Linked DNA regions of Mus musculus: region 1 is linked to region 2. Evidence: chromatin loops called from intact Hi-C (ENCODE). Cell type or tissue: left cerebral cortex. All regions are shown on one strand. Links, peaks and the distances in the headings refer to the core of each region. The heading gives the core; the rest is flanking DNA. Region 1 has its middle 25 kb from the start of Gm30416. Region 2 holds the start of Dgkg (diacylglycerol kinase, gamma).

Region 1 (5,375 bases), core at 173-5,172, 110 kb after region 2:
GGTAAAGAGTGAGGGTCGTTATCTCTAAGGAACAACAGTGAAGGACAGTAAGTGAAGGAGTGAGTAGAAGGTGGGTGTTTTCAACATGGTCATTTTAGGATAATTTGGCTTTCAAGCTTGCATATATGACATTTTGATTTTTAGAAATTAATAATTCATGAAACCAATCTTTGTTAGCTTTAATTGTCCATTTGATGCACTGAGAAGGGAGTCTCAAAGAATTTTACAGAGCAGGGTGTCCTATGGGCATATCTGTGAATAATTATGCTAATGGTTAATGGATGTAGAATGACCTAGGCTACTGTGGGCAGCACCATCCCTAGGCAGATAATCCCGGACTGTATAAGAAAGCCAAATAGGCACGGGCCTCAGAGTGAGCCAACAAGAAGTGTTACTCCATGGTTTCTATCCCGAGTTCCTGCTTGAGTTCCCTCAGTGATGGAGCCTGGAAATGTAAGCCAGATAAGCCGCTCCTCATCTAAATGACTTTTGTCAAGGTATTTTATCACAGTTGCAGAAAGGAAGCTGCAACAACTACTATTAAAGATTTGGGGCTGACTTGCCGGAATCCATGAATAAAGCCAAAGATAACATCAGCTCCTCACAGCATCCAAGTAAGCAAGCATTCAAAGTGTGTCAGAAAGTAGTGTTGCAATTCTAGTGAGCGAAGAGTCCGTCAGACTTTGCCAGAGCACCGCTTGTCCAGAGTTGGCCGGGGTTTCTCTTGTGTCAAGTGTGACATTTAGATTCGACACTATGGCTCAGCTGAAGTGAAAAAGAAATGTGTAGTGGCTGTTTGCCTGTCAACTTGCTTCGTCTTTTAAATGAAAACCTATATATTGTCCCACTCACAAGCCCCACTCCTTGGAATCTGTCTGATGGACACAAGACCCAGGGGAATTTATTCATTGATAAATATGCAATGATATTCGTGGCAATTAATTGACCAAACACAGAATTTAAATCTGGGAAACGGAGTGGAGATGGCTCAGTGGTTACAATGGCTGCTATTGCAGAGGACCTGGGTTCGACTCCTAGAACCTACGTGGTGGCTCACAATCTTTTGTAACTTCAGCTCCAGAGAATCTGATGCTCCTCTGGCATCCACAGGAACCAGGCAAACACATGGTGCACATGCGGGCAAGCCGGCAAAATGCTCATACGCATAAAATTTTAAAAATCAAAAATAAAATCTTCTTTTAAAAATTGAGGAGAGGGGATGACAAGTTAGCAAAAAGTAACATCACTAGGAGCTAAATTAATAAAAGGAATTATATTTGTAGCTAAAGACTGAAGACATTTCTAGAATACACTCTTTCAATTATTGTCTTTTCCTGCTTCCCTTGTTTCTAGACAAAGCAGTAGAAATCAATCAATCAATCAGGGATTGATTATTGGAGATTACATAGAACCAGAAGGAGAGTGGGAGCAGGGAGGTAAAAAAAAAAAAAAAAAAAGGAGCCCTCCAAGCTAAGTCTAGAGACTCGGGGCCTGTCATCTAAGCTACCTGGGATGCTGAGATGCTGAGACAGAGGACCACAAGCTAAAGGCCTGTGTGGACTGCAGAGTGGGTTTAATCCAGCCTGGCAACTTTTTGAGGACCTGTCTCAAAATAGAAAGTCAAGGGGTTGGGGCCAGAAGTCTATAGCTCGGTGATAGAACTCTAGTAATTTTCAGGGCCTGAACTCATTCCCCAAATTTGGTTATTGTCTGCCTGCCGATGGTGCTGTTTCCCTGTTACAGGCTGTGTCTGAGCCAAAGCTCCTAACCCTCCTCACGTGACTGAGAGATCGCTCGGGCCAGCCCACGGAGCATGTACAGGAACAGGAACAAACAGGGACCTTCTTCTTCTCTCAGGCCTATTCACATCTTAGGAGGGCCAGCGCGGTCACAAATGGCACCGGATGAGGAGAACTCCGCCTTTACTCCCCACCCCCACCCCCCTGGGAGCCTATGGAAACCTTTCAAGAGCAAGATGCGGGATCCTTGCGGCTTCCAGCTCCTGTCATCACATAGCCTGCCCGTGCCTTCTGTGAAACTATTTCTTCAGATGCTCCGGGCCAGCAAAATTCCCACAGCAGAAAAGTAGGCGGAAGTCATGACATAAATGTTCTAGAGGCCGGCAGAGCGGTGACCCTGTTCTCCAGGGTGCATTCTGCCCCACACTGGGTTCTCGGGATGACAAAATTAGACTTGGAACCAACTCTTTTAACTTGGCTCATAGTAACTGTACATACTCACGGGGTAAGACTGATATTTTAATTCATGTAACCATGTGTGGTGATTTAGTCAGAAGGCAAATCTAGCCCTTCAAATATTTATCATTTCCTCATAATGATAACATTCAAAACCCTCTCTTCCAGCTGATTTGGAACGTACAATAATTCTTTAAAAGTTTTGCATATATTTATTGTATCTCTGAGCATGAAGTGGGATTGGTGGCTTGGACATGTATGGCACAGAGTGAGTGTGGAGGTCAGGACAACCCGCATGAGTCAGCTCTTTTCTTCCACCAAGTAGGTTCCAGGGATTGAACTGCAGTCCTCAGGCTTGGCAGCAAGTGCCTTTACCCAAGGAACCACCTTGTCTGCCCCCTACAGTAAATTCTTGTTACTACAGACAACCTCCTAAGAACATTATTCCTCATTCCTCTTATTTAACTGTAGCTTTGCCGTTGCTAGTCAATCCTAGTTTCTCTCTGTTGCTGTGACAAACACCAGACACAGAGCAACTTAGGGGAGTTAGGACATATTTGACTTGTAATTCCATGTTATAGTCCATTATTGTGAAAGAGTCAGTTCAAATACTTAAATCACCATATCTATAGTCAAGAGCAGAGAGAGCATAAATGCTTGGATCCTTGCTTGCTCGCTCTTTCCTCTCTTATTTCAGGCTCCCCTCCCTGGGATGACACCACCCAAAATTGGCTGGGCCAAATAACAATTAAGACCATCCCCCACATACATGTCCATTGGCCAACCTCATCTTCTGGGAACCTTTCTTCCCAGGTGATTGTAAGTTATGACATGCTAGGATTTAAAGTGAGACATTATACACAGGGTATCTTCCTATCTCTCTTCTTGCGAGCAGAGACCAGGGAGCCTTGAAGTCTCCATGTTAGGAGATACTTCACAGGTCCTGTCTCCATGCTTAAGTGATGGAGATTTCTCACAAGGATGCATTGGTGTCTCCGTACCACCCTGAAAATGTGCTTGTGTAGAGACTGTGAGAAACCTCGGTGGCTTCCCACTTCCAAAACCACAAAGGAGGCAAGACAAGCCCCATTCTAGGCATTATTCCCTACTACTCCTGGAACTTCCTCCTAGCATTGATGGACCCTGAAAACTTCATCCTCCATCTGAGAAGGTCTTGAAGGATAAAGGGAAGGAGCTAGAAAGAGAAGAGGAAGACCTGGAAGCTACAGATGCCGTTGCACTGGTCCAAAGGCTCTCTGAGAGAAACAAGAGAAAACAGGACATTCTTTCTCTGCACTGCATAACTATGGACTATTTTAGTTGGTATTTTTGCCTCCTCACATTTTTTGGCTTTTATATCTAAAACAAATAAATAAAAACAGCCTGTTCTGTGAACTCTATAGAATGTGAGCTAATTTGGTCCCGTCCTTTCTCCGTCCATTTGTAGGCTCTGTCCATAGTCCATGAGCATTAGAAAATAACTTATCACCCACTCAACTCCCCGTCTTATTCTTAAAAGAAAATATTTATATTATGCCAGTGGAAGGGTTTCCATGGCAGTGATGACTACAACACCATCATCGCCTTAGCAACCGGATGAATTTGTCTTGAATGAGTCGAAATCCCCTTTACAGACAAATAAGGAAAATTTGTCCAAAGTGCGGTGGGTGTTGGGGAAGCCCTGAGAGATGTTTGTTCACCCACTGCCTAGTTCTCCCTCTGGCTCCTACTCTGACATGGCCCTTCCTGCTCCTTTGAGCCCTCTTTATGGCTCCTTTTCTAGTACCCAATATTCAGATCCTCGGGGGAGAAAGCAAAGGGCTACAGATTGGCATTCAAAACCATGCCAAAGATAGCAGGAGGGAGAAGAAAGACGTGCTGTCTCTTCTATAGAGAGGCCTGCAGCTCAACCCTGGAGACCAATGCACAAGTTTTCTGCTCTCAGTTCAAAAGCATCTCTGAGGAGAAAGTTTTACAAGATGGTTCTGTCCTGCGATGGTGGAATGGCATAGCATGTTGGCAAGTCTCCTTTTCAGGCCTTGGTTTCCTCATCTCTGGAGTGTGGATCTTACACCCAAGGAATTTTGTATGAAACCAGATATAACACCATCTCTCCCAACGCCACTAGGGAGGTCCCTTAGCTGGTCTGTCGGAACTGCATGAAGAGCCCTGAGACAAGAAGAGCTAATCTTCCACGAGAGCCTTTCCAGCTGTAAGCCCCACACTCATCCTTGACCAGGCTGTGACCCGTGGGGTGAGCACTAGATGTCACGGTGTGACTTCTCCTAAAGGGGCTTCAGTGAGCTGGTGACAAAAAATAAATAAACAGCCCTCTCTGGGAAGCACAGAGCCCATGTAATGGACCCCAAGGACATAGCTCAGTGTCACTCAGAGCCAGCTCTGGAATGTGCTTTCCCCTTTCCTCACTGAAGAGCAGCTTGGAAAGCCAGGCGTGCTGACCTGTTTCCTTCAGCTCCCACTTCTGACACAGAAGCTGATGTAAAAGAGGGGAAAGGGCAGTTTTAGTCGTTTTTGCTGGTGGGCAGGGAAAACACTTGCAAACACTAGGAACACGCCCCCCCCTCCCCCCCCTCCCCCCCCCCCCCCCCCCCGCCAGACTAACTGGGGATTAGTGAAGTCGATCTGCCTGTCATGTTGGAAGAGTGATATGTGTCAGGCAGGCTCCAAAGCTCAGCTTTGAGTCTTGCACCATTCTGCTACATAGGTCAAATGTCTGAATTGGTCATTTTCAAAGGGATAAATCCATTTTTTCTTAAATGCAGACGCAAATGTTTGCTTAGGAAGGAATCTGAAACAACTCAAGCCCATTTTCCTTGTTTGTTTCCTATTGCTGTGATAAACACTGACCAACACCAACCTGGGGAGGGAAAGGACAGTCCCTCATGAAGAGAAGGCCGGGAAGGAACCTGGAGGCAGGAACTAAAGCAGAGGCCGTAGAGGAACGCTTACTGGCTTTCTCCCAATGGCTCGTTCTACTTTCTTCTTAAATTAAAATGTAATTACATAATTTTTCCCTTCAACCTTTCTGTGCACCCCACCTTGCTCTCTCTCAAATCCAGGGCCTCTTTTTCTTTAATCGTGTGTGTGTGTGTGTGTGTGTGTGTGTGTGTGTGTGTGTGCTCAGCCCATATAATGTTACTTGTGTATATATGATTTCAA
Region 2 (5,375 bases), core at 52-5,051:
AAAATGTGGGGTCTGAGTGGTAGGAATCTTGGGCAATATAATTTTTTTTCTTACTTTTAATTCCCCAAATTTTCTGCACTGGGCAGGAACTACTATTATATTAGAAGTCTATCATGATGTTGTAATACAATATGATATTTTTAAAAAAAGAATGTTACCCACAATGAAACAGCACTTCCCCTTTCCCTTCCAGGGGAGGAGCTGGGGCCAGCCTTGGCAGACACAAAGTCTCACAACTGCTGGGTCCCAAGGAGGGACAGGATATGTGGAGCGGGGGATGGGGGTCCTTGACGCTTGTTGGTGAGGTGTGTGGTGGGCAGCTGAGAAGCTGGGGTCATAGGAGTTTCTTCCACCTTCCACAGGAGGAGACTCTACATTCCAAGCTGCTCAGATGTTTATTTTTTTTCCCCTCATAATTTTGGTTGATCTGAACAAGAGACTACATAAAAACATCAAGTGAATGGGAGCTGGGGAGGTGGCTCATCAGTCAAATATCTGTGGCTTAGGCATGGCAGGTCTGAGTTCCAGTCCTCACACAATGTGCCAAGCAGGGCAAGGCAGCTGTGGCTCAGCCCGGAGAAGGCAGAGATAGGAGGGTTCCCAGGCTTCGTGCCCAGCCAGTCTGGCTGAATCAGTCAGCTTCATGTTTAGTGAGACCCTGTCTCTAAAAATAAGGTGGAAAGTGATAGAGGATCTCCCCTCCCCCCTTCTCCCTCTCTCTCTTGTGCGAGTACACACACACAACATGTATACAAATCGGGAGGCATGCACATAGAGAGAAGTATGGGATACATACACACAGATATTGAACATGCACACACAGGCGCGGGGCATGTACATACACACAGAAACATGGGACACATACACACACCACCTTCAGATCTTTCCCGGAAACGGTAATGCCTAGGTGGCTGGAGTTACATGTTAAAGGGATGGGGGTGGGGAGGCGCTTAGATCAGACCAGAAGCACCACAGGAAATTAGCTTAGTTGCAGCTGTTTTATTTAATGAGTATAATTTATATTCAAAGTAAAATTTCTGGCAAATACAACCCTTTAAGCAAGAAACATCTTCCCATGTTAGGGGACACCCATAGACTGAGAAGGTTATAGTTGTAAACAGTCTCTCTCTCTCTCTCTCTCTCTCTCTCTCTCTCTCTCTCTCTCTCTCTCTCTGTGTGTGTGTGTGTGTGTGTGTGTGTTCTCACACACATTTGTTTTCTGATGTTTGCCCCGTGAGCCAATGTCACTCCTTCAGTCCTTTGTTGACTGTGGGGATACCCTGTACTCCAGCAAGTGGATCCTGAAGCTGCGTTTTATGAACACTGAATCCCAGGCACCAAGATAACAAAGTCGATGTCCCCTTCCAGACCAGAAGGGCAGACTACTGTCCCTCATGATGTTTGGAGGTGGTCATTGTACATCTCTAGATCTATGATGTGTCCCCTAAGGCCCCGAACCGAAAGCTTGACAAACAGTTCTCCTAGGTCCTGCTCCCCACAGGGAGGCCATCGTATGCTAATGAGGCACGGACAGATAATCTAGCAGCCGGGACAAGTGAGTCCGCAGGTCCACCCAGCACTCTTGAACGCCACTGTGGTTCAGTCACATGTCATCTGGCCCCTCAGCAGACCCTCCTGGTGCCCTCCTCCTCCCACCCCCGGCGACTGAGGGAGGGGTCTCTCCGCTACCTAGCTACCCAGAATTGCACAACGGGACTGCTTGCATATGGTGCTTTTCTTCCCTGTCCACAGCAGGGATGGAGGCAGAGCCCCTGAATCACCTGTAGGGCTTTTACGAGCTCCACAGCCCCCTCCTCAAATTCTAGTTCACTAGTTCTGAAGAAAGAGACATCAGGAGATATGTGTGCGGGGGTCTTGAGGAGTTCTCGTGTATGTCCCACGGCCTCACAGCCCCACAGGTAATTCTGGAGGTTCCCTTATAGAGATACCAACACAGACAGGTCTTGTGACCCAAAAGAAACAGGCCGATATTAGATTCCCACGACGCTACCCCTTTTATTTGCCAAGGTGTCTGTATTCTCTTCAGCTTCTCTCTAAACCCACCACCCTAGAGGCTTTGAACTTGGAGTGTCCCAAAGTCTCAGAACCCTGCGAGACTGTCAGAGGCTCTGGCGGCCAGACAGCAGAAAGACATTCTCTGCTCCCCGCAGCCCTCGGGTTCCCTGTGCCGCGCTCTGGATACCCTGGAGTCAACGTAAGAAAGGATGGCATTTGACCAGTTGCTTCAGCAAATTGCCCGAAGCAAGGCCGCTTGTCCTCTGCACACCTTCGCTTCTGCACCGACCACATAGGGAGGGGGCCCCACCCTGCCCAGTCCACTGGCGCATCCCCTCTGGCCAGGGTTTGTGGCAGGTGGCGCGGTCAAGATGAGCGCAGGGGCCTCGTCTGCAGTTCCTTTCCCTATCGCGGGACCCACTCTTGCTTTGCCCTGGCTCTCCAAGTTGCTGCCGGGTCCCCCCAAACTGGTGATCCCTGGTTCGCGGTCGCGGTCTTACCTCACCATGCAACACTTGGTTGCGCGCTTGCCGGGGGCGCTCCCTCCTAGCCGCTTATTCCCTTACTTGGGAGGAAAGAGGAACCGAGAGACAGAAGGGGACCGAAGCGGGCGCCCGGGCGATCTCCCGGTGCAGCCCTCTCTGGGGCGGAGACATCAGGCAGCCACCAGGGTTGGCGCCCCGGGGTCTTCCGCCTTCGCTGCTGGAAGGGAAGGCTGCCTCTGCTACCCGCTACGGCACTGCGGCTCTGCACCCTGTCCCTCGCAGCATCGCAAGTCCAGCTGCCACTCTCGCTGCGGAGCCCTGCCCCCCGGGCGCAGTGCCCGCCCCCGCCACACACCCGCGCGCGCAGACACACGCGCACCCCACAAACACACTGGTGCACACACATAAACACGTGCTGCGCGCACACTCGCACACCCACGGATGCGTTGGGTGGGAACCTCTGTACATGATCAGGGCACTCCTGGCTGGCAGGGCTTTGGTCAGAGTGCTGGTTGGTGGCTGTGAGAAACCAGCTGACATCAAGGTAGAGGACATTACTTGAAAAATACAATGTCCTCTGGCTGTTTACGTTCCTTAACCTAGAAACCTAGGGGTCTGAGCTGCCTAAATATTCCAACCAAAGCAAAGAAAAATATATTAACATAAAAATAAATCAACAAGTTCTCTGTTTTCTAGGAACTCGCTGTCTCTGATGTCCATTGTCATCGATCCCGTCCAGAAGGACATTTCTGACAATCTTGACCCAGTGGCAGCAGATTGGTGATTATTTCTCCTCTGCAGGCATACATGGTCGGGATCAATCTAGCTAAGCAGAAAGGGGCTCTGATGGATGGGTAAGGTCTCAGGACTAAAGATTATGATTTTTCTCCTTTGTCTTTGCATGACATTGGGTAGTCTTCCTACAGGACAAATAAAACACTTCTAAAACAAACAAAATATACATGCACAAGAAAAAAGAGAACTAGAAAAAAAAAAGGAAAAGTAGAAAATTAGAGAAAATGACGTGGGATTGAGGATAAGGCCCAAGAGGCTGCAGTGGCAGAGGCACGGGGACCTGTGGGACCTTTTCTTTCCATGACGCGGGTGTCTGCGTAGGGTGGCAGCAGCGGCGATGTTATTTCAACAGAATGACTTTTGTCAGTTTCACACCACATTTAGAGTCACCAGGAGTTTACTCTCATCTGTAAAATATGTGGAGTTCACCCGTTTCCACAGCCAAGAATTCTCTTCTGCCAGTGGGCAGTGGAGGTCCCTGTGTGGAACTGCAGCCAAGAAAAGCTTTTTTTTCGGAACGCAGAGGAGCAGGGGACTGTGTGTCTAGGCATCTGGGGAGGAAGCTGCAGACGTGACTGTTGAAAAGCACTGAAAGACCCAGTGGTTAACTCATCCCTGGCCACTAGCAGGGGGTGATGGAACCAAGACAGAACAGAAGTCCTGAGAGCTCTTACACTTCCTTCCGCATGATGATAAGGGCAAAGCCAATGGATGGATGGATGATACCCTGTGCTCACACTTCATCCACAATCCATTCTTTGATCCAGGGCCCCTGGGTAGCTTCTCAGAGCTGCCCTCAGCCAGGCTGACACACTTGGTGTGAGGGTGTTCTGTAACACGTGTGTGAGTTTGTCCTTCATCTTCTTGTTTCCATGTCAGGTACTGACTTACTCATTCCGAGAATATTTATTAAAGTTCCTGCTATCTTTTCAGGCACTTCGCACTGACTCCCGTCATGGACCTCACCTGGGAGAAAAGAGGAATGGAAAGACAGAAAGGGCTTAGAAATGTTAGTGTCTTGTCTTTTAAAAAGGCAGGCCCAAGCACAGGCTTACTGTACACATACTCACAGAACACAGGCCTACTGTATACATCTTCCTTGAGCATAGGCTTAATGTATATATGTTCACCAAGCATGGGCCTACTGTATACATCTTCACTGGGCATAGGCTTACTGTATACACCATCTCCATTGAGCTGTAATCTTACTGTATATGTCTTTGCTGTGCTGGGCTGAGTGACTGTGGAAGATGCAGTTCTTCTCTTCTGAATTGCATCCCTGAGGAGGCAACCACAGTTGCACATGTGTCACAGAAAACCATTTGTCTCTCCCTAGTCCGGACTCATTCTAGAGAAGGCTAACTTGAAGGAGAGCCTGGATAGGGAAGGCATGGCTGCAGGCAAGAGTTGGGACAACATGGAGCTTTCTGTCTTTGACAATAAGGAAATAATAAGCTTGATAGCATAAATGGGGAAGGCAGGCAGAAGTAGAGTGTAGCGATCCAACTTGGCATGCTAGGGAAGTTATTATATAATAATAAGAAACTCTGCAAAGGGTGCCAAGCAAGAATTTGGAGAACAGAAATGCTTATAAAGATTGGTAAATAGGTGCTTGTTCCTATAAAATATGTTTATGAAGTCAAAAGTGTTCACAAGAGGGTTTGTGAATAGATTCCTTTGGGGGATTCAATGGTGGTGCTGAGTTAAACATCTAAGCAGATACAGGGTACTTACAGTACAAGAAGCCTTGCTGACAGAGGCTAAGAAGTGGCTGCTTGAGTTCCACTCTAGTGACATGCAGGAAAAGTGTCATAATGAAGGTCAGAGCAGTATGGAAGGCATGAGAGATAGGAGCAGCAAAACGAACAGCTAGTCTGATAAAACAAAATGTGGATGGGGCAGGCTGGGCACGGGATCTGAAAGATTAGTAGATGTGTGCCTCAAAGACCAGGAGAAAATGGGCACTTTATACAAGGAGGAGAGGAGAGGGCTGGGAAATAGCCTTCAATACCCTAAATTCCCTGCTTGGAGTGGACACACAGTGAGGTGAGGTGAGCTTTTTTCTTTTTTGGTGTGTGC

The links. Peaks named below come from ENCODE experiments on the same cell type or tissue, not always from the same donor. Only the 100,000 strongest peaks of a DNase experiment are listed, where the experiment ranks them.
Region 1: a loop joins it to region 2, with 2.0 times the contacts of the local background. A loop is called at or near these places in 1 of 42 quality-filtered maps.

The regions. Positions count from the first base shown.
Region 1 is chr16:22,765,059-22,770,433 of GRCm38, forward strand. No RefSeq gene overlaps it. Among named protein-coding and RNA genes, the nearest start is that of Gm30416, 25 kb to the right of the region's middle. In left cerebral cortex, for the core only: a CTCF peak has its summit at 2,580; DNase peaks (open chromatin) are centred at 2,587 and 3,808; H3K27ac peaks cover 453 bases.
Region 2 is chr16:22,654,433-22,659,807 of GRCm38, forward strand. It overlaps Dgkg (diacylglycerol kinase, gamma), which reads right to left and starts at 2,799. Exons shown (of 25, transcript NM_138650.2): 1 at 2,517-2,799. In left cerebral cortex, for the core only: a CTCF peak has its summit at 2,144; DNase peaks (open chromatin) are centred at 751, 1,538, 1,785, 2,235 and 3 more places; H3K4me3 peaks cover 2,670 bases; H3K27ac peaks cover 1,940 bases.